Regions from separate parts of the Homo sapiens genome. Here region 2 is linked to region 1. Evidence: chromatin loops called from intact Hi-C (ENCODE). Cell type or tissue: PC-3. All regions are shown on one strand. Each heading gives the region's core, and the rest is flanking DNA. Links, peaks and the distances in the headings are about the cores only.

Evidence for each region. A loop is a pair of places that touch in the nucleus more often than their neighbours do. Peaks named below come from ENCODE experiments on the same cell type or tissue, not always from the same donor. Only the 100,000 strongest peaks of a DNase experiment are listed, where the experiment ranks them.
Region 2: it touches region 1 in a loop (8-fold over the local background); 3 of 110 quality-filtered maps call a loop at or near these places.

Annotation. Positions count from the first base shown.
Region 1 is chr21:34,837,704-34,853,159 of GRCh38, forward strand. The region is part of intron 6 of RUNX1 (RUNX family transcription factor 1); the gene reads right to left. The region is part of intron 1 of RUNX1-AS1 (RUNX1 antisense RNA 1); the gene reads left to right. Among named protein-coding and RNA genes, the nearest start is that of RUNX1-AS1, 9.1 kb to the left of the region's middle. In PC-3, for the core only: no CTCF peak of the experiment used is centred there; DNase peaks (open chromatin) are centred at 8,238 and 9,058; H3K4me3 peaks cover 1,543 bases; H3K27ac peaks cover 2,175 bases.
Region 2 is chr21:34,764,414-34,779,869 of GRCh38, forward strand. The region is part of intron 1 of LINC01426 (long intergenic non-protein coding RNA 1426); the gene reads left to right. Among named protein-coding and RNA genes, the nearest start is that of LINC01426, 26 kb to the left of the region's middle. In PC-3, for the core only: no CTCF peak of the experiment used is centred there; a DNase peak (open chromatin) is centred at 7,298; H3K27ac peaks cover 441 bases.

The sequences.
Region 1 (15,456 bases), core at 4,375-12,374:
TGGGTCAAGCCCTTGGGTAGAACCAGGATGCAGCTCTGAACACCTGCATGCTGGCAGCTTGGCTTCTTCAGCATGTTTGGAATCAACTGTGAATGTTTACAGGGCGGTGCTTTAAAGTAGTGGGCACATCAAGATTTCACCCTGGGACATCTTAATCTTAAGCAGAGTTGAAAAAGGTCCTAAATTCTTCTAGTACCATTTTCTCATTTTTGAAAAAAATGAAAGTACTTGCTTGGAATTTTATTATGTATGCAGAGTCATAAAAATCCAAAAAAGGGGAAAAAATTGTATATAATAAAAATAAGTCAATGCCGTTTGCAAAATTTTACTTCATTCCAAAGGCATTCCTATTGTTTTCGGGGTTGGCTGCTCATTAGGCCATCCTTAAATGTTATGATATTTTGTGACGGATAGTGAGACCAGCTTTCACTTTTCTGCCATACAAAATAAACTGAGCAGGTATGCATATCTCGTTGATAACCGAGCTGCCTTTTTCAAGACACCATTGTGATCTGTGGCTGTAAGTAACATAAATGTAATATATGATCTTCCATTAAAGAAACCAGATAAGGTTAAATTGCCACCGTTTCTTGGAAAATTTTGGTTAGATAGAATAAAGAATTTTCTGGCAGTCAACAACATATTAGTCTATGTTTCCGATATGGGTTTACTAGTTTTCTTGATAGATTCTTAGCAGAAAAATGAGGAAGGTATATACTCAGAAGACTGTCATGATGAGCCGTTGAGCCAAATCTATGCAAAAGCATAATACCAAAAAGATATATTTCTCTCTGTATATACATGTATAAAATTGTGGTTCTTCTAAAAGCATATAAGAATTTTATATAGTCAATTTTAAAAGGATATCTGTATTTCAGAAGATGTTGGCCAGTCAATTGGATACTCACTACATGAATCTGGATATAAAAATATGGGGTTTTCTTCCTTTGATTTGCTACTGTTTTATGACAATGGAAAAGAAATCAATGTGTGTAGAGAACAGCTTACTTTTCCTGGTATCACAGTCTAACCTTTAGGTTGCAGGGTCATTAGGATTTCAAAGTGACAGTACTGAATGTGACTCTTCCTGAAGCCCCTTGCAGATGGTAAAATAAATCTCCCTAATTGCAAACCTAACCATATGCTGGCTAATTTAATGTTGGGAAATATTCTTCAATATTATTTACCATACCACATGTATATTATATATACTATATAATATAAACTATATAATGGTATATAGTATGTCAGTATACATTCTAATTCATATTATATATGCATGCTTATATATTGTCCAGTGCTACGTAACTATGGGTAGCCTCACTTTCCCCCACCCCAATTTCTTCTCATATCGTTAAGCTAAGACAACACCACAAGGTTGGAGTACTTCAGAACTGGAGAATGGCCACAGAAATCAGCCTTGGTTTTTAACTAATGTGTGGGAAGTGAGGTTCAGAGAGGTTATGTCATTTGCCCAATCTCACACGGCCAGTTACAGGAAGAGGGCAGGTCTGAAAACACACACACTCTCAACACCCACCGACACACACACTCGGAATGTACACTCAGTGCACCTAGAAATTCAACACCCACGGACACACACACTCAGATATGTACACTCAGTGCACCTAGAAATTCAACACTCACCGACACACACACTCGGGATGTACACTCAGTGTGCCTAGAAATTCAACACCCACCGACACACACACTCGGGATGTACACTCAGTGCACCTAGAAATACACATTTCTGTGAACTCAAAGCGAACAGGGTGGAGAAGTGCACAATGCTTCATAGTTTTAGATCTCAGAGACACGAAAGCACTTGAACTTTTGCATTCTGCCTCAACCATCTCACTTCTGCTCCCAGTGTGTGTGTAGAATCAGAAGACAGCCCCAGCCACACTGTGACCTGCAGGCTGTGAGGCTGTGTTTCACCTGCTTGAGTGGGCAATGGAATTACCTGGGCATTCTAGTTTGGTAGGTTGGTCTAGGGTGAAGGGCCTGAGAATTTGGAGTTCTAATAAGGTCCCAGGTGATGCTGAGGCTGCCGATACAGGGAGCACGCTGGGAATATCTGCATGAGAGGGAGAGCTCCTCCTGATACTCAAGCTTCCAATGTGCATTACTACTTCCCTTCTCCTGCCTGCTTCTGATTTGCTGTGTGCTGGGGAGAAACACGCGAACTAAATATGCCTGAACTGTGTTTAGACTGTGTTCATGAGCAATGACTGACGGCCTCCTTTTGGTGATAACTATTTGGCCGTCTTTTCATTTTTTTAACTCTTCAATACACACAGAGCAGCTGAAAATGCCCAAACTCTGCCCTGCAGATAGGCCGGTGTGTGACCGTCTCTGTCTCCTACAATAACTGGGCACATTCTGTCAGAGTCACTGTCATGATAATCAGTCTGATTGCTAAGGTGAACCCCAGATTCTCAAGTAGGAAGTAATTTCTGCTGTGCCATCTATAGAAAGACTTTGGGGAATGGCAGGGAAGGGTTACATGGAACCTTTATTCCGTTCCACAAATGCAGCAGTTAAGTTCTCTGAGTGCCCACAGGACCGGGTGTTAATGCAGATGCCACAATCCTCCTCCCCTCTAGAGAAACAACATGGTCCCAGGGAAACGTGAATGCTAGAGTAGGCGTTAAGAATTCTCCATTCTAAATCTGCTTTTCTACCAACCTTTGCTGTGGACAAGAACAAGTCTCTTCATCACTGAGGCTCCGTATCTGGAAGCCTGGAATTAAGAGACTAAGAAGGATTACTCCAAGGGACTCTAAAAGCATCCACAACAATTACATCTGCTGCCATTATCTACTCAACTGGTTCTAAGCACGGTCTTTCTTGAACAACTTCTAATGAGGTTACGACTTTCAAAGTTTTCCCTTTTGTCTTTTTTCAGGCAGACACCTGGCTGCGGGAGCCACTGCCAAGTCTAGCTGTCAGGTTGGTCTCAGAGCTCTGTCTTGATCCCCACCAGGTCGCCCAGCCTGCGATCCCACCTGGCCTGCTCTATCTTTCTGTGTGCTGGGGGTCAGCAGCTTTGCACGAGGTGTCCTAAGAATTCACTCTCCCTCTGCCTCCAGCTGTTTCATCAGTGACCCTTTGGACAGTTAGTTATGAGTGACCTTGGACTTCAGTATTCAAAGGTGCCCTCCTCTCTCCCTTAAGCCTTCACAGAGCCTTTCGTGCTACCCTACTGACTGGGACATTCCATTCTGCTTTCACCCCTCCCCCTCTACCATCCCAAGGCTGAGTCCAGAGGGAGTGGGACATTAAACACACCTTAAAATTTGCTAGGAAGTTGTCAGAGGCTGCACCTGGGAAGAAAGCCACTCTGCGGAACACTCATCCAGGCTCTCATTTCCCAGCTTCTTGTCTGGGTTGGAAAACAATGAGACATCTGCCCTGAATGCCCACCTTTTCCATCAGTGGCAGTAGGCACATAAGTCTTAGGTGAGTACCTGTCACCCACCCCGCCCACACTCCCTGTGCAGGCCCCTGTTCCTCTAGCTCATGCCCCTAAGCCTCTTAGAGGTGGATGAATCCTGGCAAGTCCCCTAGGATACCTCCACTTCCTAGGAATCCCTTTTACCCACTCAGCGATTTCTAGAGGGGTGATGCTTTAGCCCCAGAGAATCACCAGCAGGAATAGCAGAGCCTTTGGTCGGAAAGAGCTTTTGTACTCTTGTGGGTGGTAACAGGAAAGCAAGCACTCACTGGGTCCACCTGTGTATGGGGCTTTCCTACTCTGGGCCTTCCCGAACCATGGTCCTACAGTGGCCTCTCAGGTGACATGAAGTACAGGTCATGTCACCTGAGGTCAGGTGGCATTTTCTTAAGCCTGTTTTCTAAGGCAAATGCCTCCTACTTGAAACTAGAAGGCAGATAGGTTGAGCTCCCCTCTTTGCTCCGGCAGCAGTGGCCACCTTGCTCTTGCCCCTGTGTCACTGCCCTGGGGCCTTTGCACTTACTGTTTCCTCTGCTCAGGAAGCTCTTCCCTGAGATCCCTGTGGACCTGATCCCTCCCACCCTTCAAGTATTTGCTGAAATGTCATCTTCTCCCTGAGGAGTTCCTGGAGATCCCCTTTTAAGTTGCAGACTATCCCACATCCAGCCAGTCCCTAGCCCTTTGGCTTAGGTTTTCTCCATAGCACATGTTAATGTTATCCAGGGTCTGTCTGCACCCATGGGACTGTAAAGTCTACAAAGACAGGGATTTTGTATTTTTTCTGCACAGCCATGTCTCCAGCACCTATAAAACCAACTGGAGCCTAGGAGGCTCACTAATGTTGGCTGAATGAATGAATGAGTACTCAGGTCCTTCATGATTGGTGCTGTCCAATCACCCTCCACTAGGTTGTGGGAAAGCAGAAATCATTTCAGGTGAAGGAAGTTGTAATTAAAGTTTTCAGCTGAAATGTAACTACAGAAAAACTTCTTGTTGAGAAAAAATACAATATCATAACTGAGCAGTTTCATGAGAATTGTCTCATTAGAAGTTGAATCAGTCCGGGCCTGATGGCTCATCCCAGCACTCTGGGAGGCCGACACAGGCGGGTCACTTGAGGTCAGGAGTTCAAGACCAGCCTGGCCAACATTGTGAAACCCCATCTCCACTAAAAATATAAAAAAATTAGCCAAGCATGGTGGCGCGCACCTGTAGTCCCAGCTACTTGGGAGACTGAGGCAGGAGAATCTCTTGAACCCAGGAGGTAGAGGCTGTAGTAAGCCAAGATCGCTCCACTGCACTCCAGACTGGGTGACAGAGGGAGACCTCTCCAAAAAAAAAAAAAAAAAAAAAAATTAAATCAATCAGGAAAACTCATTTATTTTCATAGTGAAAAATCAAAAAGAATAGGTCAAAGGCTCTTTTGCTGAGTTGAGAGTGGCACTCTGACATAAGCAAAGTCCACCAGCTTCTCCTGTTTCTTTGTAGTGAGTACCCTCTCACACGCACACACAGAGAGACATACAAAAACACAGATGGCACACATGCACACACATACACACATACAGACATGCATGGACAAACATACACACGGACACAGCCATACACATAAAAACATACAGATGCAGCTGGGCGCGGTGGCTCATGCCTGTAATCCCAGCACTTTGGGAGGCTGAGGCGGACAGATCATGAGGTCAGGAGTTCGAGAGCAGCCTAGCCAGTATGGTGAAACCCCATCTCTACTAAAAAATGCAAAAAGTAGCCGGGCATGGTGGCACGTGCCTGTAGTCCCAGTTACAAGTAAGTGGCTGAGGCAGAAGAATTGCTAGAACCCAGGAGGCAGAAGTTGCAATGAGCCAAGATCATGCCAGTGCACTCCAGCCTGAGCGACAGAGCGAGACTCTGTCTCAAAAAACAAAACAAAACAAAATATAGATACACATGGACACACATGTATAAACACACATACAGACACACATGGACATATACACACAAACACAGGCATGCATGTAAACACATACAGACACACACATACACAGACACCTGGACACACACACAGATATAAAACACACATGGGGATACACACATATAAATACACACAGACACATGTACATACGTCACACAGACACATATATTAAGACATGCACAGACACACATACACATACAGACACAAACCAGGACAGACACATATATACAGACGCACACACACATATACATATATCACACAGGGACACACATGCATATACACACAGGCAGATATACAGACATGGGGACACATATATACAAACATACACACATACTGACATACACACATATACACATACATACATATACATCCATCACACATCCATACATCCACTCACACACACACACCGTTCTGTGATCGCCCTCAGGACATGGGCCAAGACAAGTGTAGCAAGCAACAGTCAATGGACAGGAAAGGCTGGCCAACGCCAAGGCAAGATCAACAACCAATACAACTTCAAGCCAGAGACGCACACAGGCCTGCCCCTCCCCAGCCCCCCTGCACCATGCGCCCAAGACTCACGGGACAAAAACCCAAACAAAACTCTGCTCCCTGAGTCCAGGGCTCATTGCCACGAGCAGTGGAGTTTTTCGCCCACTCACATGAGACTCGGGCCTCTCCTAAAAGCAGAGCACTCAAAATCTAAATCTGCCATCCCCGGTCGCCAGGGCTCACTGTCCATTTCTGTCTGGTGACTAAGGAGGTAACTTGAGCTCAGGGCAGAGAAGCCACCTGCTGGCTTTTGCTCTTGACCAGAGGTAGCCCTCTGTGGGGGAAGTGGAGGCAGTTTCTTAAGAAGGGTGCAGACAGCTCCCAAATTCAAGGTTTTTCTTCTTCTACCAGCCTATAATCCCAAATATTAGCAACCCTCCCTAGGTTAAGGTCTTATCTCAAGGAAACCCCCAGTTACAGCGTAACTGAAAAGTAACCAGAGAGTGGTAACCACCAGTGACATGGATTTGTTGATCAGAGTAGCTCCTGCCCAGGGACAGACTCTAAAGAGAAGGCGACTTGCAGAAGAGAAAGAAAGTATTGGTGGCGGGTGGCGCACTATGGAGATATGAGCACTGACTCACAGAACGCTGCCTGGAGCTTCTGACATGGCTTTGGAGTTCAGGCATCAGCAGGGCTAGTCCTGGGGTAGACAGGCAAGACCTGGGGGCCAGGAGAAGAAGATCCAGGAGGCGCACACACACTGCTTGCGTGAGCATGTTACCAGCACTGAGGCTCTCCACACTGGCCTCCTAACCTCCCTGCAGGAATCTCAGTTCCCCTCCCGCAGCAGCAGATCTCATACATAATGGGCAGAGACACTGAGCATGTTTGGACAGGACCGAGGTAAAGGCAGGGCCCTTCCAAGGTTGGGTGATGCCTCCATAAATGCTGGACAAATAAATGAATGAGTGAGTGAGTGAATGAATGAATGAGTGAGCCCCTTTCCTGGACTAGATTTATTCTGGAATGCTCATCCAGCAGTGTGGAGGATGATCTCTCCTCCTCTGTACTTCTAAAAAGAGGGAAGGAAATTCCCTCCTATTTCTAAAAGCCCTGCCCCCTGGGCCTCGGGGACTTTCCCAACAGCAGGGGAACAGCATCTGACTCTGACGCTCTCTCCTGTCACAGACGCCAACTGAGGTTCTAGGCTGGCCTTGCAAAGCCCTTGGACAGATGGCTGAGCAGGTCCTGGCTGGTACAGAAGGACAGGGTACCCTGGCCACTCACAGCTCCTGAGTACTCACTAGTACAAAAGCCAACCGCAGCAAGTTGTTTTGAACAGAACGTTGACCCTCCCTCACAAATAAGGCTTCCGGTTGTTTGTGTCATGACAGCCTCATTCAGGCATCAGGCTCACTTCTATGCACTGTTGTCCACGTGCCAGAAGCAGCCACCTGCTGAGAAGGGCATCTGTGAGGAGGGAGACCTCTTCTAAAGTTACCTGAATGGGCAAGTGGCTGTTTGCCTAGACTCCCACAGAGCACAGCATGGTGATGAAGATGCTGGTCCCACTGTCTGCCAGGTAACATTGGGAGGGAAAGTTCTGTTTATTCCAAGACACTAGTGCCTCCTATTCACCTTGGTGACCACATTTGAGCCAGTTAGGAAATGAAGGAAGGGAAGGTTCCATCCTTGCCAGGGATGGAGACAGGGATGGAGGGCAAGGATGGACGCCCAGGACAGCCTTCTGTCCGGCAACATTCCCCCTCCTCAATCCTTTCCCGATTCGAAAGGTACACAACTTCCCCCTGGCCTGTCTACCTTGAGTCTCTGCCTATGGCTGCCTGGCCTGGTGAGACCAGCCTCCCAGCTCCTCTGTGTTACGCAGGCAATAGGAGAGCTGCCTTTTCAACAACTGTTTTGAACTTTCCTCTCCTTTTAACTCCTTCAACAGTCCCTCTTCTGTGTGAACACTCTGGTGTGTGAAAGCAAGACCTCAGCTCAGGGAGACAGCCCTCATAAACTGCCGCAGATTACCCTGTCTTTTCCCAGCCGGAGGGGGACCCCGCCCCACTCCCTTCCCAGTCTCTTCCCCACCCCCAACTTTTTTTTTTAACCACTTCTGCTTCCTTCATTTTCTCAGCAGCTGCAGCGGAGAGATATAGTAAAGCTACTGTATAGGATTTTGAAAGCAGGGCCTCCAAGAGCTTTCCAAACTCCACACAAGCCAGTTATTCTCTGCCTTGTTTTCTTTGGCTTCAGGTTAGTAACACAGAATGAGTCAAACAGTATTAACTTTCAATAGGGAAGTGGTGTGGTCAACCAAAGCTGTTTGCGGCTAGATTATGAAGATAGGTAGGGCAGGTAATGCAGAATAGCCCATAATACTGTGAGGAGGCAGAGGAGGGAGGCGGCCCCACTCAGAAACACTCCAACAATTAAGTCAACAGAACTCACACCATCTTTTTTTAGTTGGCTGAGGAATTAACACCAAGGTCTCTGACCAGCCAGCTTTGGGAAGTTGGCCATAATGGGGCTTGGACAATTGAGTACTTTGTGGGTTTAAGGATGTCTTTTTTTTTTTTTTTTTTTTTCAAATGTTGCCAAAGTCATGGGAACTCTAGTTAGGAAGATTTCCCCTACTTAGAGCATGTCACTCTGGCGTGGACCTTCATTCATCTCTTTCCCCGGCCTGGGGTTGATCCATTCTCCCTTCTTCCCCCTTCTCCTGCCCTGCCCCCACCTTCTCAGTCACAATCTTTGTCTTCCCAGTTTGGCAGGACATCCCAGGGGCCCCTGGGCTTTCCTTCCTGAGGTTAGAAGATGGTGCTTTGAAAGAACAATTGCTCCTACAACCATCAAATCAAACTTTTAGAAGCTGATAAAGACCTTAAAAATCATTCAATCTCCTCTTCTTTCTCCTTCTGTAGATGAGGAATCTGAGGGTCTAAGAGGAGACATGAGCTGCTGAGATTGACTGAGCTAGCAGGGCCAGACATAGACTCCACGGGCAGGCCCGCAGTCTTTCCACCAGGTCAGGCCACTCCCTCGCCCAGGGCTCAAGATTCCTTTTAGAGTTCAACAGAGCAGCTCCCGAGAACAGACCAGCCCTCAAGACTCAAATTTCAGTGGTTTCCAGTTCTTTCTCCCTGCACTCAGCTACCTATTTATTTTGAGACTGGCTGAATCACCCGAAGAATAGAACGGGTTTCTCTGAAGCTGCTCCCGGCAGCATGTCAGCAAATGAACAGGACAGCGAGCTGGCCTCTGGAGCCTTGGAAGATTCTCACCTCCAAGCAGCTGCAGTTTTTGACTCGTCCTGGGAAACTGGCACTGAGACTCAGGGGTGTAACATTTCACCTCCCTGAAATCAAATCCAGAAATCTCAGGCGAGCAGCATATATAAAAAGCCACAGGGGAAAAAAGGAATACGGACTCAGCAACTCTTAGGTGCTCTGAGCCTCTTCCCAAGCCTTCTGGTTCTGTGAGCATTTCATTGAAAGAAAATGGAATAACAGAGTTTTAGAAGAAAAACTGTATTTGGTCTTGCAAGAGAAAAGTATATTCATATAAAACTCAGTTCTCAACTATTTGCCAAGGTTACTTCTTTTGTTTCCAACATTTAAAAAGGGTATCTAGTTGTAGGTAGAGAAAACATTAAGATATGTGAATGGAAAAAGGTAAAATTTCTAAAAGTATGGATTCACAGTGGGGTCTGATTTAAATGTTTAAATTTTTTCTCTTTAATTTCTTCTCACCAATCCTGAAAGACACGACGAGATAATATCTACTTTCAATAAATCAATTAATTTTATTTAAAATCCCTAAGATTTTAATATAGTACATGCAAAACAATAATAGATTTTCTATTTTTTAATTATCTAATTATATTTATATTATCTAATTGACAGACTACTTAAAAAGCACATTGATATATATTATCTCAATGTGTCCTCAAGAACCCTGTGCAGTAGGCAGAACTCATAGTATTATTCCCATCTTATAGATGACCCAGGGGAAGCTTCTAGATGCTCAGAGCTTTGCAGGTCACACAACAGCATAGGTGCTTCATGTTAAGAAGCAGAACTGCATTTTGATAAAACCTTTAATTGGAAAAAGATCACCTCTCCCTCAAGGAAGTAGGGCAACATGGTTGACAGGGTTATGTTTCAATGAGGAATACATTTGTTGAAGCCAGTTCAGTGATGCAGTAATTGGAATTAATAATAGGTAGTATGGAAGGAAAAGAGAAAAAGCCCTTATTGTACTGTATTGTGAGGGCCAAATCTGCCAAGCTTTTTTTTTTCTTCTTTTTTTTTAAGTACTTGGCAATGGTAAATATTTGGCCCCCACTTGAACAGAATTCCATTTGTTTCCTCTCATAAGGTCTTTGGGACATGGTCAAGGGGCCTACCCGTCTAGAGCATGTGCTTTAATAATAGCAGCTAATATTTAAGGAACACTTCTGTGCCCAGCACGGTGCTATGCCCTAACATGAATTATTTTATTCAATCCGCACAATAATCCCCAACAGAGGGATATCATACTCCTGGTTTTATACCCAAGGAGGCTGAGGGTGGGGAGGTTAATCTGATCCCGAAGGGGAGGCCAGGCTGAATCAGGAAGCCAGCTCTGGAGCTTCGCCATCAGCCACTGCTCCAGCTCGCCTTTCAGGCTATCTCTTTTAATCCTCACATCCCCTAGCAAGAGAGGTATCATGCAGTCCATTCTACAGATGGGAAAACTGTGAAACGCAGTTTTAGACTTGAAGCTCCAAACTCCTTTCTCGCTCACCGAGGCTACCTGAGCACCCTGGTTCACTTTATTTTTTGAGACAGAGTCTCACTCTGTCACCCAGGCTGGAGTGCAGTGGAGCAATCTCGGCTCACAGCAACCTCTGCCTCTCGAGTTCAAGTGATTCTCCTGCCTCAGCATCCCGAGTAGCTGGGATTATAGGCGCCTGCCACCATGCCCGGCTAATTTTTGTATTTTTAGTAGAGACGGGGTTTCACCATGTTGGCCAGGCTGGTCTCGAACTCCTGACCTCAGGTAATCGGCCCACCTCGGGCTTCCAAAGTGCTGGGATTACAGGCGTGAGCTACCGCGCCCAGCCCCCTGGTTCACTTTTGAAACACTGGGCTATGCCTGGCGAGTAGTGTCCGAGAGGCGCGTGGGACGTGGCTCCGCATATTTCTCCTAGCTCTTTCAAATGAATGAACTGGAAATATCATACAACCACTTCAAAGGTAAGTGAAAATAAGGTGGTACCAGGAAAATATTCAAAGGGCCATAAATCTATGTAGTATCTAGGAACTTATTTCAAATGTTTACTCTTTATTTTAAATAATCAGAATATGACTTTTAAGCCATGGTGAACAAAAACAAATACAAAATCAAACAAGTATCAAATGTTCGACATTTCAGTATATGGAAGTACACTGAAAGATTTCAATAGCAGTCTGGGTTTTTGTCAATAATTGCTTTAATGGAAACTAAGTATATGTATATCATGAAAGTACCAAACCAATGTACTGCCTTTAAATAACTTTCTAGGGGTCTTGAGAGTTGGCAGATTGATTCCATTGTGTTACTTTTTGAAAAGGCAAACAGAAAAGAACTTTGCTTTGGGTACATATATATATATATAATATATATATAATATATATTATATATAAAATATATAATATATATTATATATATATTATATATACTATATATATTATATATAGTATATATAATATATTATATATACTATATACATAGTATATATAATATATTATACTATATATAATATATTATATAGTATATATATTATATATATACTATATATTATAATATATAGTATATATATAATATATATTATATATATATATATTAGCTTGGCTTTCACCTATGAATGTGAATCCAGAATATTTGGCTATTCATGACAGCAAATTTTACCAGTGACACGGCATAATTTACACATAGAAGTTGATGAAAATATACCATGTGTCAATCATACTATAAAAAAGGAATTTCACATCCAACTAAATGTCACTGGCTTGTGATATGTCTGATAATATAGCCATAATGTACGGTAATAGATTATACCTAATTTACCCTTTCTGTATTGCCAACTTTTCATAATTAATACTTTGATAGCAAAAAAAAGCAAACCTTCTCTAAAAGTTGCCTTTAAAGGAAAAGAATATGCGATGAACAGGAGAACACAGAAATTGCCTATCAGCTCAAATGAATTTAAATGCAGATATGGTGTAAGGGGGTAGCTTTTACTTATTTAAGCTAAACTGGAATTATTATTATTATTATTACTATTATTATTTTGGTGGTAGTAGTGGAGTTCCATGAGACCCAGTGTATCAAATTCTTACTAATGCCTTTCCTAGTTACATGGCTTACAGGAAAAAACAACAACAACAAAAAAAACTGAAGCCTTTGAGAAAACTCAAGGAGAAATTTTTCAAAATGAAAAATGGAAAGTGGCTAGGGTATGAGAAAAATTCTAAATCTACCTGAAAGCACAGGAGTTGATGTATTTTAATGTGCTGGGATGCTGTGACTGCCAACCGCAATCCATCTGAAAGCTGTGGGTCCATCCATCCCCATGGGAGACGTGCACCCAATGACAAGGCCTGACCATCTCAGACTGGGGCTGCCCCATCAGACCCCCAAAGGACACAGGCAGCAGGCGGAGCTGCCTTGCACACATGGAAGGGTCTCCAGTGCTGGTCACTGATTTAGGAAACTCAGTGGGTGGCCGGCCATGTTTATGTGCTTGCAAAGCTTGGCTGCGGGGAGAGATCCCAGGCACGCTTGGGAGACACACTGCATTTGCCTAGTACAAGAATTCCGACCCCAAGACACCTGCTACATTACACGTCACGTTTCTAGGACAGTGTGGAGACTTCTGCAGCTGTGTCATGCCTCTACTGAACAGGACCCATGTGTTAGATCTTAAGCACTGATGTTTGATGTCACCCACACGTGACTTTTCTTTCTGACTTTTTCACAAAGTGCAACATTTGGGGGCAAGGCCATTTCACCCGTTAGTGACTTAGGAACAGTGCCCAGAGTGTTTCCAGGGCCCATGCTATACTAGAAAAGAAATTTTACTGGGTCTCAACACAAAACGAAATCCAGAAAAATAAATCAAAATTTATAAATGTTTAATTAAATGTAAAAAAAAAAGTGTACCATTATGGCAACTTCATGAATTTTTAAATTTAGGAGCCACAGATCTTTTTTGGTTAAAGTTTTCTCATTTCCAGAAGGATTTCAAGACTAAATCTGAATTATACCTGTCCTCTTTTGAGTATGTATTGTGTGCCAGGCATGGTTCTAAGCCACAGAGGCTGCTGCATTCAGCCTTCCAGTGATGTGACGGTGGTACTACCAACTGTCCCCGTTTTGGAGAGGCTCAGTCAGACCAGCTGCTCCCCCAGGAATCGGCTCTCATAGTGTTAGCAAGTGCCAAAATGGAGACCTCAACCCCTAGTCTTGATTACATGTTGGTGGCAGAGAAGGCAGGGCAGCCACTTACAGCCAGAGAATTTCAGAACAAATTAGAAAGCCCTTTAAAAACTTTACAGCAAAAAAACGACGTCTATCTCATGTACCACCTGAGTGCATGTGGATTTGCCTGATGTGATTTAGGATGGCACTGCCCAGGGAAGGCCTGGAGGCCTCGGCCTCTAAGGGGCCAGTTTACGGGAACGAACTTACGGCTTTATTTTGCTGACCATATTTTGTTACCCTTTTTGCATGAGAACTAATTTAGAGATTATCTCGTCCCATTGCCTGGTTCAACAGGAGAGGAAAATGAAGACGAAAGTATTTAAGATAATTGCTCAAGTTCACACCCACTGGCCTGGTGGCACCAGTGTGAAAACCCAGGTCCCTAAATTCAGGATCCAGAAAACTTTTTACATGTTTGAAGCTTAAGAAACAGAAGCCTAAATGCAGACAGGGTTTTTTTTTTCTTATGGCATGTCATACAATGAATTCTAACAAGGACTGCAATATATTAGTTTAGATCCTGACCTCACTGGTGTGGCATTCAAATTAGTGATATGGTTTTGCGAGGGTCCAGACGGAAAGAGAAATTCAATGTAATGGTGTAAGTTTCTTCCCTCTTCTCTGCTCCCACATTGGATTGAGAAGGTGCCTAGATCATCTCTTTGGGTTTTCACATTACCTGGAAGGAACTCTTATTTTGTTTTCTTTCTATAGCAATACAAATGCCATCTTAGAAAATCTCAGTGGTGGCCAAGCACAGTGGCTCATGCCTTTAATCCCAGCACTTTGGGAGGCCAAGGCGGGTGGATCAGCTGAGGTCAGGAGATGGAGACCATCCTGGCTAACACAGTGAAACCCCATCTCTACTAAAAATACAAAAAATTAGCCGGGCGTGGTGGCACACACCTGTAGTCCCAGCTACTCGGGAGGCTGAGGCAGGAAAATTGCTTGAACCCAGGAGGTGGAGGTTGCAGTGAGCTGAGATGGCGCCACTGCACTCCAGCCTGGGCGAAAGAGCAAGACTCTGTCTCAAAAAACAAAACAAAACAAAACAAAACAAAACAACAACCACACACAAAAAACCTCAGTGGTTTCTGTATAAGACAGGAAAAGTTACCAAGAATACACAGGCCACGCCAGCTCACTCAGAGCTGCACCAGGTGGGTTACTGCCGCTTCTGGGACAGAAGCCCATTCCCTTCACGGTCCTCTTAGGTTCCCATTCACCCCAGGGGCCCTTTCAGACCTTAACCTCCACTCTAGGGTCAAGGAAGTCTGTATGCATGTAAAATTCTTCTTCTTGGACTGGTTTGATACTACTAAAAATATTCAACAGAAAGACATTCTAAAATTCGCTGGAAACATTTAGGCACGATTATTATTAATGCTTTAAAAACTGCCTTTGCCAAGTCATCAGGTAGTTGAGGAGCTTAACACAGAAGGAATTAAAAGTACCAGGGGGAAGTTCCCCCAGAACTTTCAGCTTGGCCTGAAATGCCTTTCAAAGTGGGGAGGAGGGGATGTGAGTCACGACAGCATTTTCCTCCTCTTTGAGCCTCTGCCTTGCTCCTGCTTTAGGTGGGAGGGGAGGAAGAATTACTTTCTAATTCCTGTGTGGATCAGGATTGCATCTAGAAAGAACTAAAGTCCAAGTCCAAATCTGATGAATTCAAGGGAAGAGGAATTAAGTAGCTCATCATTCACTACCTGGAAAATACGCTTGAAGCAATTCCCAGTGAGCAATGCGATTGTGGATTGGTAATTACAATCCTGAGATCACAGATCCATAAAACCATCTGACATTTTCATAATCATTCAAGAGCAAAGAGTGACACATCTTTTCATCCCCCCGGCGGCTACGTGCTGTGCACACGGGCCCTCCACGAAACCCTTTGTTAAAGGGGGACCCAGACTTGGACCACTACTCTGCAGGTCACTCCACTTTACCCATCTTTCGTGAAGGCCAACACCGGAAGAAGAGGTCTATGTTGTACAACACCCCGGGGTCAGGTCCCCCTTCATGC
Region 2 (15,456 bases), core at 3,031-11,030, 75 kb before region 1:
TTGACCCTGATGTGACACCCAGAGGCCTGACTTGGAACACCAAAGGCATAACTTTTACTCTGATCTCTCTCTCTCTTTTTTTCTTTTAGAGACACGGTCTTGCCCTGTTACCTAGGCTGGAGTGCAGTGCTGTAATCATAGCTCAAGTGATCCTCCCACCTTAGTCTTCTGAGTAGCTAGAGTCCTGGCTAAAAATAAAATATAAATAAATAAATAAATAAATAAATACATTAAAAAAATAAAATTAGCCAGGCACATGCCACCACACCTGGCTAATTTTAGTTTTAATTTTTTTTTTTTTTTTTTTTTTGTAGAGATGGGGGTCTCTGTATGTTGCCCAGGCTGATCTCGAACTTTTGGCCTCAAGTGATCCTCCTGTCTCAGCCTTCCAAAGCATTGGGATTACAGGAGTGAGCCACTGCACCTGGCCCTGATCTCTGTATTCTTTGTAGCCCCTCTCAGTGGTTAGCATATACCACTGTAGCAATAAAGGAAGAGAGTTGTGGGGAGAATAAGGAAGTGTAGGGAAGAGAGTACCTCCACTCGAAAAGGAATTTTAATCTGCTTTGCTTCTGTTGTTTATGGGTGGCATATCACTGATGCCCCATAAAGATTTGTAGAATTAATATGTATCTAAAAATCTTATCTTGCTACTCAAAGAAGTGGAAGCCATAGCTCTTGCCCTCATGGAGCTTACAGTTGGTATACGATATAGAATGAATGATGTAATAAAAGGCAAGTGCCAAATTATGGCCCAGACAGTGAGTCTTGGTGATTGTCTGAAGGATGCAGAGGCTGCCATGGGCCAGCAGTGCTTTGTGGAGAAGATGGGAATTGTACTAAGCCTTGAAGGTTGCTGCTTCTGGAATAAGCTCAAGGACAACTAATTGAAAACACATAATTCAGCTTTGACAGCATGTCATGGGTGTCTCACAGAAAGCCAACATAATTCTTCCTGCTTGGTCAAGAGACATATATGTACAGTGTCACCAAGAAGCAAGCTTGATGGGTGAACTCCTAAGACGTTAGCTCCCCCAAGCGATTTATGGCCCAAGTTTGAGAACAGCCACATTGAATCATCAATCAGTGAGTAGTGATGTGAGACCTGCAAGTGTGTGAGGCTAACAGTCCCTATTCTCTAAGAGCTACCAGTCTGATCAGGAAGATCCTGACAGGCTCAGTGGACATATACATGAGCAACCCCAGAGAAATTCAGCTTGTCTGTTGTCTATCTCTGCATGGATCAGAGACTTACTTAGGGAAAGAAAATATGTGGGGAGATTATGATGAAGACCTCCCAAAATGTCCCGCATGGACATCCTAGCATCATATGGCCAGAACTCAGTCCACCACCTTCCGCCTCACAGATGCTCGAACTTTTGTGTTCTTCATCTCAGGACCTGATGACATCATCTACCTGCAAGTTGGAAATTTAGCAGTAGCCCTAGCTCACTGCATGGAATGTAATAGGCACTCAATCCATATTTCTTTTCACTCACTTATTCATTTACTCATTCATTAATGTATTCACTAAACAAAGAACCTACTCTGTAGGGAGGTGGTATAGAATATGGGCCAAGAACATGCGTTCTGGAGAGAGATTACTTCAGTTGGAGTCATGGCTCTGCCACTTACTAGCTGTGCAATTATGAACAAGCTACTTTTCTAAGGCTCGGCTGCTCTATGTGTAATATGAAAATAATAATATATCTCTTGGCCAGGTGTGATTGCTCACATCTTCAATCACTGCATTTTGGGAGGCTGAGGTAGGCAGCTCTCTTGAGCCCAGGAGTTTGAGACCAGCTTGGGCAACATAGTGAGACCCTGTCTCTAAAAAGAATATATGTATACACATATATACCCATACATATTGGTGACTGTCTGAAGGATGGAGAGGCTGCCATGTATGGGTATATATGTGTATATATGTGTGTCTATATATAGACATATATTGTTTTATATGTCTATAAATATTTTAAAGAGGTTATTTCAAAGATCATTTAAATAAGATAATCCATGCCAAGTGCTTCATAAAGAGCCAAGCACAGGGTTAGCACTTAATAGGCTTGTCCTTTATGAGGATTGCCAGCAGCCACCATTACTGTTACTGCTGTTGTCACTTAGCAGGAGTATGGCTAAATGCAGCCCTGCTCTTGCACCAGAGAAGTTCTGTTGTCTCTTTTCTGGGGGTGCATGTCACCCTTACCAAAAATGTGTGTGGCCCCTTTAATAAAATCATCTACTGGAAGTAGAAGCCACCAGGTAGACTTGAGTCTTGGGGAAACACAAAACAAAACTGAGTCCCTCTAAATATCCCTTATAGATCCATGCATGGAGGGCCTCTATCTGGATCCTTCTCAATGCAGGGAATGGAGTCTCAATTCCTTACCTCAAATGCCCCTGTGACCCTGGGCTGCCCCAGTCCATGGCTGGGTTGACTTCAGTGGCTTTTGTGCCCCAGCCTCATTCCCAACAGCAGGATGCCAAAATATGATCCTGGATGCACTCTGGAAACATTTACCACTTGCCAAAGGGAAAGGACGGATTCTGGCCTGTGTCTGACTAATTAATGACCTTGAATGAGCCAGTTCACCCATAGGTGCCTCTGCTGCATTAGATAAATTCAAGTGCCCCTCTATGCCTTATTCTATGATTATTTGAAGAGCTTTTGGGTTGACCTCCATGGGGCAGATGACTCACCTCCTAAATGAAGTTAGTGGCTGGGAGGAAGGGGTAAAACCGCCATAACTGAGCACAAGTTACTTTCAGGCACTCTGCGGGGCATTTTTTTCCTCCATGTCATCTGATTTACCCCTCATAATAACCCTATGAAAGGTATGTTATTAGTCCCATTTTGTGCATTGGGAAAGTGAGGTTTAGAACAATGAAGTACCATATCCAAATTCATGGCAAGGTGTGGATTTTTTTTTTTTTTTTGCCAACATTTGGCCTTACTGCAGTCTGTGTTCTATCCATCACCCTACGCTGGATAATCTGGCTCTAAAAATCAGTGGGGGAAAATGGAGTCTATATAGCCATGTTCATGAATTTAACTGAAGTAGTTTAAATGAACTTTGCTAAATTGTAGTCCAAGGCAAATATATGGTCGATAGTTCAATAATTCTGGGTTTTTAAAATTTTTGGATGACTTGGTATTATGATAGTAGCTATGTAATCTTGAAAAAAATCACTGCACTTACTAGTATTTCCATTTCCTCATATGTACAATGGAAACATGTACACCCTATGCTACCTCTGATGACTAAAGTGAAGAGTGAACAAGTAATGTACAAATGCACTTTTTGGATTGTAAATGCTATGCAACTTTGATTTAGTATATAACTTGGATTGTTAGATCTGGAATATCTAAACAACTACTTTTAGTTCCAATGTGTAAATCCATTTATAGAGGTTTTTGCATGAAAATATACAGAGAGACAGAAAAATACATAAATCATAACTAATGATGTAGCTTGATGGGTTATTCCAAAATGAACACACTCCTGAGAACCTAACACCCATATGAGGGATAGAGTATTATCCAGACCCTAGAAGTTCTCTTAAGCCTCCTCCTAACCACTACCTGCTGCATCCTTTGTAGAGGTGATCACTATCCTGACCTCTACAACATAGATTAGTTTTGCCTATTTCTGAACTTTATATAAACAGAATCATACAGTATGTATTATTTTATGTTTTGCTTCTTAAACACGAAGGTAACAGTTGTGTTTTAAAAAAGAATGTTTGTGAGATAGCCGGGTGCAGTGGCTCACGCCTGTAATCCCAGCACTTTGGGTGGCTAAGTTGGGCAGATCACTTGAGGTCAGGAGTTCGAGACCAGTCTGGCCAACACGGCGAAACCCCATCTCTACTAAAAATATGAAACTTAGCCAGGCGTAGTGGTGCACACCCGTAGTCCCAGCTACTCGGTAGGCTGAGGCAGGAGAATTGCTTGAACCCGGGAAGTGGAGGTTCCAGTGAGCCGAGATGGCACCACATACACACAAAAAGAATGCTTCTGAGATAGATCTTGCTGTTGCAGCAGTTTATTCTTAATAATTTTATTAACTTTAATTTTATTAATAAATTTATTAATTTTGTTAATAAGTTTATTAATTTTCAGGACTATATAGTATCTTATTGCATAAATACACCATGATTTATGCTAGTCTATTATATTAATTGATTATTAAATGGCAAACCACTTTGAATTTCTGGAACAAACTCAACTTGGTCTGATATATTATTCTTTTGTAGATTGCAGAGTTCAGCTTGATAATACTCTGTTTAGGCTTTTTGCTGATGTGCTTATGGGAGAGATTGTTCTGTACTTTTTCCCTTCTTCTTTTGCAATGTTTGTTTTAGGTTTTGGTATTAATGTTATTTTGACTTCATAAAATGAAATGAAATGTTATTTCTTCTAAACTCTGAAGAAATTTATGTAAAATTGGTGTTATTAATTCCTTAAGTGTTTGAGAGAATTCAGCAAAGAAATATCAGGGCTTGAAGTTTTCTTTACGGGGAGGTTTTAAATCATGGAACTAATTATTTTAATAATTAGTTATTAAATTATTATTTAATCTATTTAGAGAGTTTTTATTCTTCTGTCAGTTTGATATGTTGTGTTTTTCCGTGAATTTGTTCATTTTATCTAAATTTTCAATTAATTGGCATAGGGTTGCTTATAATATCTTACATCTATTTAATGTCTGTAGTGAAGTCTCCCTTTCTTTGGTCATGACATTGATGGTTTTTTTCCTTCTTTTTTTCATAATCAGTTTTGCCTAAAGCTTATGAGTTTCACACGTTTTCCAAAGAACTCATCTTGGCCAATTAAAATTATCTTCATTGCATTTGTTTTCCATTTCATTATTTCTGCTCTTATCTGTATCATTTCCTTTTATCTACTTTCTTTTTCTTTTTCTTTTTCTTTTTTTCAGACAGAGTCTCACTCTGTGGCCCAGGCTGGAGTGCAGTGGCACAATCTCGGCTCACTGCAACCTCTGCCTCCCAAGTTCAAGCTATTCTCGTGCCTCAGCCTCCCGAGTAGCTGGGATTATAAGCACATGCCACCACGCCTGGATAATTTTTGTATTTTTAGTAGAGAGAAGGTTTCAACCTGTTGGTTAGGCTGGTCTTGAACTCCTGACCTCAAATGATCCACACGCCTCGGCCTCCCAAGGTGCTGGGATAGCAGGCGTGAGCCACTGCACCCGGCCCTTTTATCTACTTTCTTTGAGCTACAAATTTCCCTCCAGGCACTGCTTTAGCTACATTTTACAGTTTTGATGTATTTTCTAATTTATATTTATCAATATATAGCATATATAATTTATATTTATTGACTTGTATATCTCTATATAAATCTGTAATATATAATTTATATTACATATATTTATATCTAATATATGTATTTCTTTAAAGATTTCTGCATAAACCCATGATTTATTTATAAGTGTAGTGCCTAATTTCAAAATGTTTGGAAATGTTCTAATTCCCTTTTAGTTATTGATTTCCAATCCAACCCCACTGAGGTTAGAGAACATACCCAGTATGACTTTAATCTTTTGAAATTTGTTGGGACTTGCTTTGTAAACCCGCATAGGGTCAATTTGTGGTAAATGTTCCATGCCATTTACTCTACAGTTGTTAGGTATAGTGCTGTATAGGTGTCAATTAGGTCAAGTTTATTATTTGCATATTAAAATACTCCATCTCCTTACTGTGATTGTGGATCTATTATTTATTTTTCCTTAAATGTTCCATGCCTTTTACTCTACAGTTGTTGGATATAGTGCTGTATAGGTATCAAATAGGTTAAGTTTATTATTTGCGTATTAAAATACTCCATCTCCTTACTGTGATTGTGGATCTTTTATTTATTTTTCCTTATTGTTCTGATAAATTTGTTTTCTATATTTTGGGTCTGTGTTGTTAATGGCATATCAGTTTAGGATTATTATATTTTCTGTGTACATTCACCCTTTTATAACAAAATGTCATTATCATTATAAAATGTCCCTCTGTATCCAGTTATGCTTCTTGCCTTCAGGACTATTTTAGTATTGATGTGGCTACACACACTTTCTTTTGGTTAGTGTTTGCATGGTGTATATCTACTTCCATCCTTTTATTTTAAATCTTTATCATATTTAAGATTTGAGAAAGATCTTGAGAAAGGCAGTGTGTATTAGCTATGTACTCATTTGTAACCAGTTACCCCAAAGCTTAACACCTAAAAACAACAAAACATTTAATATTCCACAGATTCTGGGAGTAAGGAATTCAGAAACAGCTAAGCGAGGTGGCTCTAATCCAGAGCCTCTCATGAGCTTGCCATCAAAGTGTCAGCCAGCGCCGTGGTCATATGAAGGCTTTACTGGGGTTGAATTCCAGTAATGCTCGCTTAACCATGGTTTTGCTTTCTGAGGTTTCAGTCACCCACAGTCAACTATAGGCTGAAAATATTAAATGGAAAATTGCAGAAATCAACAATTCATAAGCCTTAAATTATTTATTCAAAGTAATTATTTATTCCATTACTCTGTTAAATGTATACTCATATTTAAGTTGTGCTTATTAGCAGCATATTTTTTATCATGTCTCCTAGTCTTTGTCATTGTACCAAAACATTTAATCTTTGTATTTAATATAGTTTCTGAGATATGTGGTTTGAAATCTACCCTTTTGTCTTTGATTTTCTATTTGTTTCATTTTCTGTAATTCTTTTTCTCTCATTTTATTGCAGTATTAAACCATGTCCACAGATTCTCTGATAAGAAGTGGAACTTAATCTCTTTTTCCTTGAGTGTGGCCTAGACTTAGGGAGTCATTTCTATCAAATAGAATAAGGCAGAAATGACAGTCAGTGATTTTTAAAGACTAGATTAAAAAAGGCATGTACCTGCTTTATAAATTTTATAATTAATTTATATATTAATTGAGATTAACAATATTTAATAAAATAGAACTATTATAACAATATACTGTAATAAAAGTTATGTAAATGTGGTTCTCTCTCTCAAAATATCTTATTGTACTATAGATCTTAGCAACCTCGGCATATGATTTTTTTCTTTCCTTAGTAAGCTGAGAACTTTCACCTTTTCACTTAAAGAAAGCACTTTCTGGCCTCTTTTTGGCTTATCTGAATTGCCAGCAGCACTACTTTTGTGCTTTGGTGCCATTATTAAGTAAAATAAGGGTGACTGGGACACAAGCACTGTGATACCGCAACAGATAACCTGGTAACTGAGATGACTGACTACTAAGTGATGAAAGGAAGGGTATACAGCACGGATACACTGAACAAAGGGATGATTCACGTCCCAGTTGGCATGAGATTTCATCACCCTATTCAGAACGGTGTGCAATCTAAGGCTTCTGAGTTGTTTATTTCTGCAATTTTACATTTAACGTTTTCAGACCATAGTTAACTGTGGGTGACTGAAATCTCAGAAAGCAAAACCATGGTTAATGGGTGGGGGTCGGGGGGCAGTTACTGTATTTCTACCCCAGGCAAGACTTCATGTGACTGAAGCCCTGGCTAACACCTTGACAGCAAGCTCATGAAAGACTCTGAGAGCCATCTAGCTTAGCTTTTTCCTAAATTCCTTACTCCTAGAATCTGTGAAACATTCAATGTTTTGTTGTTTTAAGTGTTAAGTTTTGGGACAACTTGTTACAAATCAGTAGACAGCTAATACATATTTATTGCCTTATTTGGAATAATTTTTTATTCCTTTGCTCTGCTAAATGTTTGTTGATTATACCTTCTTTTAGTGGTTACTCTAAATTACAACACGCATCTTTGACGTTAAAATCTAATGTAAATTAATACCTTTTAAATCACTCATGGACAAGGCAAAGTCCATAGGATACTTTGTTTTTTCCTGCCTGTAGGGTTACTTTTATCACATATTTTAATTCTCTGTCTATTTTTAAGCCTCACAAGATATTTTTAGTGTTTCATACTGTTGTATTTTACCATCTCCATTGCTCCTCATTCCTTCTTGCAGTGTACATTTCCATAGGAAATCATTTTGCTTCTTCTCAAAGAATTCTTTTTATAATTTTTCTGTATTGCAATACTCTGGTGACAAATTTTCTGTTTTTGTTGATCTGAAACTGTCTTTATTCTGTCTTTATTTTAAAATATATTTTCACTGAGTAAAGAGTTCTGTTTGCAGTTATTTTCTTTTAGCACTTTGAAGATGCCACTCCATTACTTTCTGACTTCTACTTTTTCTGTTTAGAAGTCATTTGTCTTACAGTTGCTCTTTGAAGATAATATGTCTTTTTTCTTTTCTCTGGCTTTAACAGTTTTTTCTGTCTTTGGTTTCCTTTTTTGCTTTCTTTCTTTCGTTTTTTTTTGGAGACAGAATCTCGCTCTGTCGCCCAGGCTGGAGTGCAGTGGCGCTATCTCGACTCACTGCAAGCTCTGCCTCCCAGGTTCACGCCATTTTCCTGTCTCAGCCTCCCGAGTAACTGGGACTACAGGCGCCCGCCACCACGCCCGGCTAATTTTTTGTATTTTTAGTAGAGATGGGGTTTCACCGTGTTAGCCAGGATGGTCTCGATCTCCTGACCTCGTGAACCGCCCGCCTCGGCCTCCCAAAGTGCTGGGATTACAGGCGTGAGCTACCGTGCCCGGCCATGTTTTTGGTTTTCAATGCAGTTTTACTATGATGTACTTAGATGTAGTTTTCTTAGTACAGTCATGCATCATATAACCATGTTTCAGTCAATGACAGACCACTTACACATCAGAGGTCCTATAAGATTGTAATGGAGCATAAATAGAAACCTGATGTACGGCACTTGATGTTGGCATTACAAATCAAATAGGGGAAATGATTGATATTCAGTATTGGTGCTGAGACATTTGGTTTTTCATATGAAGCATATATATATGTGTGTGTGTGTGTGTGTGTAACTAAAAATATGTATACATCCAGTTTTATGTAAGTACACACTAACACACTCTGAGGTTCACACAATGACAAAATTGCCTAATGATATATTTCTCAGAGCCTATCCTGTCATTAAGTGACACATGACTGTATTTATCCTGCTTGGTGTTTTTAGCACTTTTTAAACTGTGGCTTGTTACCTTTCAGTAGTTGTGGAAACTTCTTGGCTATCGTCTCTTTGAACACTGTTCCTACCTATTCTCATTCTCCTCTCCTGGAATTTTGAATACATACATAGTGGACCTTTCATCATGTAACCTTACATCTCTTATGTTTCTTTTTGTATGTTTCTGTATGTACCATTTATAAACAAAACAAAACTATTTCAATCTGGTTATTTCCTCTGACTGATCTTCCAGTTCATTAATTCCTTTTTCAGCTTTCTGTCACTTACTATTATATTCATTCATTAATTTCTTAATTTCAGTTCAAGCATTTTTCAGTTGTAGAATGTCCACTTTCTTCTTTTTACAGGTTCAAGTTCTCTGCTGAGGGTTTCCACATAGCCATCTAATTTCTTGGATTTATTAATCACATATATTTTAAACTAAATATCTGATAAATCCTGTGAGGCTGTTCCTTTCTCTGTTGATTTCTCTCAGTTTTCTGTTATGTGTTCATGTCTCCTGGTGTATGAAGTAATTTGCAATTAAACACAAAGCATTTTGTATAAAAATTGTTGAGACAATTTGCAGCTCTGTATGTTTTGAAGTCAGTTGGTTTGGAATGACTTGCCTATGCAGATATTGGGGTGATTAGAGTCTGAGTTTCAGTACCTGTGAGGCTGTTCTCCCAAGTATAGCTCTCTGAGCACCCCAGTGGAAAGCCTGTGCTCTTTACCAGCACCTCTTTTCTTTGGAGAGTCCTTCACTCCAATTTTGTTCCTGCTCCCTGCAAGACATGCAGAAGTTTCTTAGCTTCTCAGCATCTTTCTGAGAAACATAAAATGCCTTGAGGAGAAAAATAAAGTAATGGACATATGTCAGACTTATCTCACTTCTCACTTCTTTTTAACTTTCCTTTTTTCCCCAAGATATTGGCTCCTCAAGTCCTTGCTACTTTGGTTTGATGTCTCCAAACACACACACACACACACACACACACACACACACACACACACACACAGAGAGAGAGAGAGAAGTGATTTAAAATTGTTAATTTTTCTCTGTGTGAGTGTTAATTTGTAACACACTATTCCACCACCATCGATGGAGGTAGTAATCTTTCAAAACCTACTTTCCACAAACCAAATAAATAACTCCACCTAACTTTAGGGCAGGCAACCTGGTATGCTTCTGAGAACCAGTTCTGTGAACACACAGATCATGCTTATGATTTCAGCCAGTGCATCAATTTAAACTAAAAGTTTAAGATGTTTATTTTTCCTCATTTTATTATTTCTCTTATTTGTTCTATAGTCATCTTAATCTGTGTAAGAAATACTGAAGCTGTCCAAAAGTTCAAATTTGAACCCAATGCTGAATTTAAAGGTGTTGCCCCAAAAAACATTAGGTAAACATGCAAGGATCGTCACTGTTAACCTGTTACGCAATATGACCTGGTCCCCAGGCTACATAATTTTAGAGTCATTCTTTACATTTCAAGCTCTGCAAGCACTTGGAGAAGTGGTGTTCTGTGGACTCTTACTTCTTCCTGACTTTTTGATGTTCTCTTTTGTCAATGTGACCAACCAATTTTGAATCAGAGCTACTGGCATCTTTAGAATGACATGTATGGTGGCTCAGAACTGTACCCTTTAAAACTCAGCTCCAGTAAAGGGAGATTCTGAGCATTTTAAGATGTTGGAAATTGAGTTGCATCCTGCATTAAAGGCATTTCTTCTTTATATAAACTGTAGGATTCTGTTAAGACAGAAATGGGGAGAGCTAATGGGCTATTCTGAAAGAACTACCCATTAAATTGTAAAGTACGGTATGTTTTAAAGTGACAAACCCAAGAGCTGAAAATGACTCTTTGATCTTTAAAAGGCTCATAAACGGTGGCAGCGTACTCACAGACCTATATTTATGTATTCAAATATTGGGAGGAAATCCAAGTAGAGTCTCAAGACTGCGGGACTTTGCAATTTAGACAAAAAGAGGCCAGGGAGGAGGGCAATTAAATCAAACTTTTTACAGCATAAAGCAAGCTTTCTTCCCTCCTTGTTAATCAATGAACTAGAATCTTGGTAAGGGCTTGCTTTTTAAGTGGGGTTTGAGCCAATCTTTACACAGATGTGAGGTATTTGTGAAGAAAGAAAGAGACAATTGAAACCACAACCAATAGTGTTTTGTTTTTGAATTAAATCTGTGGTTGGTGCCATTCTGTTTTACTTTGATGAAGGGTCTCTAACCATCTCCTACTCCTCAGTGCCCACAAACATATATCCCCGTTGCCTGGTATTGAAACCATTAGCCACATCCGGAAGGGCTAATCTATGGACAACATGCCTATAGCCTCTGTTTCATGGAACAACCCGAGAGGGCTCATAAACAACTGCAGGGACATTGTAAGGGCTTTGAGGATGGCGGTTGTTAAGAAACATTCAAAGAAAGTCAGATCACCATGTGACTTACACTGATGAATACTTTCAGCCTCAACGGCACGTTGGCGTTTTCCTCTGACCCAAATGATGCAACAGAAATAAATTCTACCTTGCATACAAGAACCACAGGCACTGGAATGTGGAATCCGAAGCTTTTCTACCTGGTTCCCCTGGTGACCACAGGTATTTAATGGTCACATTACAGATTAGTTTATGGGATTCCAAGAGGACTATGGACCAGAGCAAACTCAGTTGATCCAAAATTGAGTTTTGATCATGTTAGCAGTCTACTTCAACCAAATTTTGTGGATAATGACAAAATAAATATGCATTCTTTAACCACCTAAGCTAATAAACAGAACAACTGAATCCCAGAATTCCCCCGTCACTCCCCCTCTGCTACCAAATGTAAACTAGGATCCTAAATTTTGTGTTAATCATTTCCCTAGATTTTTAAAAGTATCTAGATATGCTTGCATAAAAAATACATCATTTAGTTTTGTTTGCTTTTGAAGTTTATATAAATGGAATCATACTCTGTGTGCTCTTCTGATTTTTTCACCATAACTTATCTTGCCGTATGTAATGGTAGTCCATTTTTTTTTTTTTTTTTTTTTGAGACAGAGTTTTGCTCTTGTCTCCCAGGCTGGAGTGCACTGGCGTGATCTCAGCTCACTGCAGCCTCCGCCTCCCAGGTTCAAGTGATTCTCCTGCCTCAGCCTCCTGAGTAGCTGGGATTACAGACACCCACCACCACACCCAGCTAATTTTTGTATTTTTAGTAGAGACAGGGTTTTACTATATTGGCCAGGCTGGTCTGGAACTCCTGACCTCAGGTGATCCACCTGCCTTGGCCTCCCAAAGTACTGGGATTACAGGCATGAGCCACTGTGCCCAGCCCATTCCTGTTTATCTCTATATACTATTCCACTGCAAGAACGTAACACAACTTATTATCTATTCTTCTGTTGTGGACATTTGGGTTGTTTCCACTTTTTGCTAGTACAAGTGCTGCTGTAAGCATTTGCATACATCTTCGGGTACACATGAAAGGAGTTTGTGAAGTATTTTTCTAGCAGTGGAAAACACTACTAGAAATAGTCTTAGGGATATACTAGGACTTATTATAAGTGTGTGTTCAGTTTTTTAGGAGTAATGTCAGATTATTTTTCCAATTGGTAATATCTATTTATACTCCCACCTGCAAAGTGTGAGAGTTGTCATTGTTCTTTATCCTCTCTGACATTTTCTATTGTCTTCTTTTTTATTTTTCCCTTTTATATCAGTAGCTAAATGAGATGGGTATCTAAAAATCTGTATCTTACATGTGTGGAAGCTGAGACTTGGAGATTTCAAGTCATTTGACTACGTTTATAGAGCATAGGTTCTGGAAATGCGACATGTGTCAAGGAGCATGTCACCCAAAACCAATTCATAGAAAACCTGCCTAATGATTGATCACCTAATGGCTAATTCTCTTAAAATTCACCTCTTTGAAAGTTTCACATCTGTAAGCTCTTCATGTAAAACTAAACACAAGGTAACATAATTGATTAAAACTAACTAAAAAAATATTAACTAAATTTTGAGAAAAGTATCTTTAGAAAATCTGGCTTAAAAGTCTCTCATTTATTCACAAGGAAAAATGACACTTGCTATTTTCTAAATGTGTGCATACCCTCTACACTCATATACTGAAATCCTAACCTCCAAAGTGAGTATCAGGAGGTGGGGCATTTGGGAGGTGATTAGGTCATGAAAGTGGAGGCCTCATGAATGGGGTTAGTACCCTTACAAACGAGGCCCAAGGGAACTCTTTCACCCTTTGCACCATGCAAAGACAAAGCAAGAAGTCAGCTGTTTATAACTCAGACAGCGTCCTCACCAGAACCCAACCATGTTGCCAGTCTGATCTTGAACTTCCCAACCTCCAGAACTGAGAGAAAAAATTCCTATCATTTATAAGCCACTCAGTCTATGATATTTTGTTATAACAGCCCCAATGGACTAAGACAACACCAAAATGTTTTTAAAAAATTCATTATTTACAAAACACTGTAAATTTGATGACTGCTTATCAAAGATTTAAAAAAGAGAGATGGCCTTAGATATATTGAATATTTAAAAAAGCAAGATGGCAAATAAAAATGGCACATGGAAATACTGCAAAAACCTCTAAAGTTGGATGGAATTTTAAGGGCATTTGTCAGGCACATGGATCACAGTCGAAGTGGTTTCTAACAAATCCACCTAGACATTTTAGGTTTGTTGGAAACTTGGGGCAGAGTTGCCGATGAACTAGCAGGGGAAGCACCTTATGGTAGATGCTAGTGCTACCCTCACACCTCCCCTCGCTGCCTCATTATTTTGTAGTCCTTGAACACCCTGAAGGGCTCTTAAGAATCTGGAAGAAATCAGAATCTGAAAGAAGATAAAGCACTTTTACCCCTGGTCAGTGCTTCTGCCAAAGTTGACTCATAGAAACCATTTACGTGTATGTCAGTTATAATTCGGTTTGTTTGCAGTGACAGAGAACCCCACATTTGAATGCTTTATGTGAGAGATAGATGTTTAACTTCTTTCATGGTAGATGAATCCAGACACAAGCAATCCAGGGTTGGGATGGGGCCTCCACAAAGACACTCGGCCAAGCTCCTCCTAACACCATCCACCCTTCTAGGGATGTGGTGCTCTTTCTCTAATCATCACCTCTTCATTTCAGGCAGTAGGGCTGGGGCAGAAATGGAGAATGGGCAAAGCATGTAAACTTTAAAGAAAGTTTTCTGGAAACTGCCATACCCACCTTTATTTAGATAACATTGGCCAGAAATTTGTCATATGGGACACCAAGCTGTGAGGAGGCTGGGTGGTGTGGTCTTTCTTCCAGGCCGTCATGTCCCCAAGGGAATCTATGACTAAGGAAAACCGATATTGGGGTAGGCAACTAGAAATTTTTACCTCTCTAAAGTTCTTTAATGGAAGAAAGGTACAAGTATTTCAGCTATATAAATCCTATTGCTTTTGTAGGTTTTAACATGCAAGGAATTCTGTTTGACAATCAAACTCAAGGCACGCACAGGCTTAGTGAACTCCCTCCATTCTTCACTGCCAGGTGATGTAGGGAGAAGGTGGAGCCAACACTCAGCCCACTGCCCATCAGCAGTAAGGCCAAAGGAAGAGGAAATTCCTCACCTATTAACATGGACAATGAGACCATGGGGAGGACAGTTCAAGGGTCTTCTGGCTTTGCAAAGGGTCAGATCTGGATCACCGAATACATGTTGGAAGATGGAATACTGCTTTCCTGTTAAGTCCATGTATATGGCTCTCATGCACCATTCCTGACAAGGGCAGACCAGTTTTTCTTCAGCTACCACAGTTTCCACCTGAGTGGATTCTTCATAGTTGTACTGGAAGAAATCTTGAAGAGCATTGAGTTCAGGGTTCCCTTCTGCCCCACTATCAGACTGGGGTTCCTAGATAAACTTGCCCCTCTCCAAATTTTCATCTCAGAGAATGGCCATTTCATGCTTCTAGTTGTTTAGGCCCCAAACCGTATTTTTCTAATGCACCATATGATATGGTTTGGATTTGTGTCCCTGCCCAAATCTTATGTCATATCATAATCACCAGTGTTGGAGGAGGGGCCTGGTAGAAGGTGACTTGGATCATGGGGGCGGACGTCCCCCTTGCTGTTCTCGTGATAGCGAGTTCTCATGAGATCTGTTTTTTTGTTGTTGTTGTTGTTTGTTTTGTTTTGTTTTGTTTTGAGACAAGGTCTCACTCTGTCATCCAGGCTGAAGTGCAGTGTGGTGTGATAGCTCATTGCAACCTCAACCTCCTTGGCTCAAGTGATCCTCCCACCTCAGCCTCCCAAGTAGCTGGGACCGCAGGCATCTGCCACCATGCCTGGCTAACTTATTTTTGCATCTTTTTTTT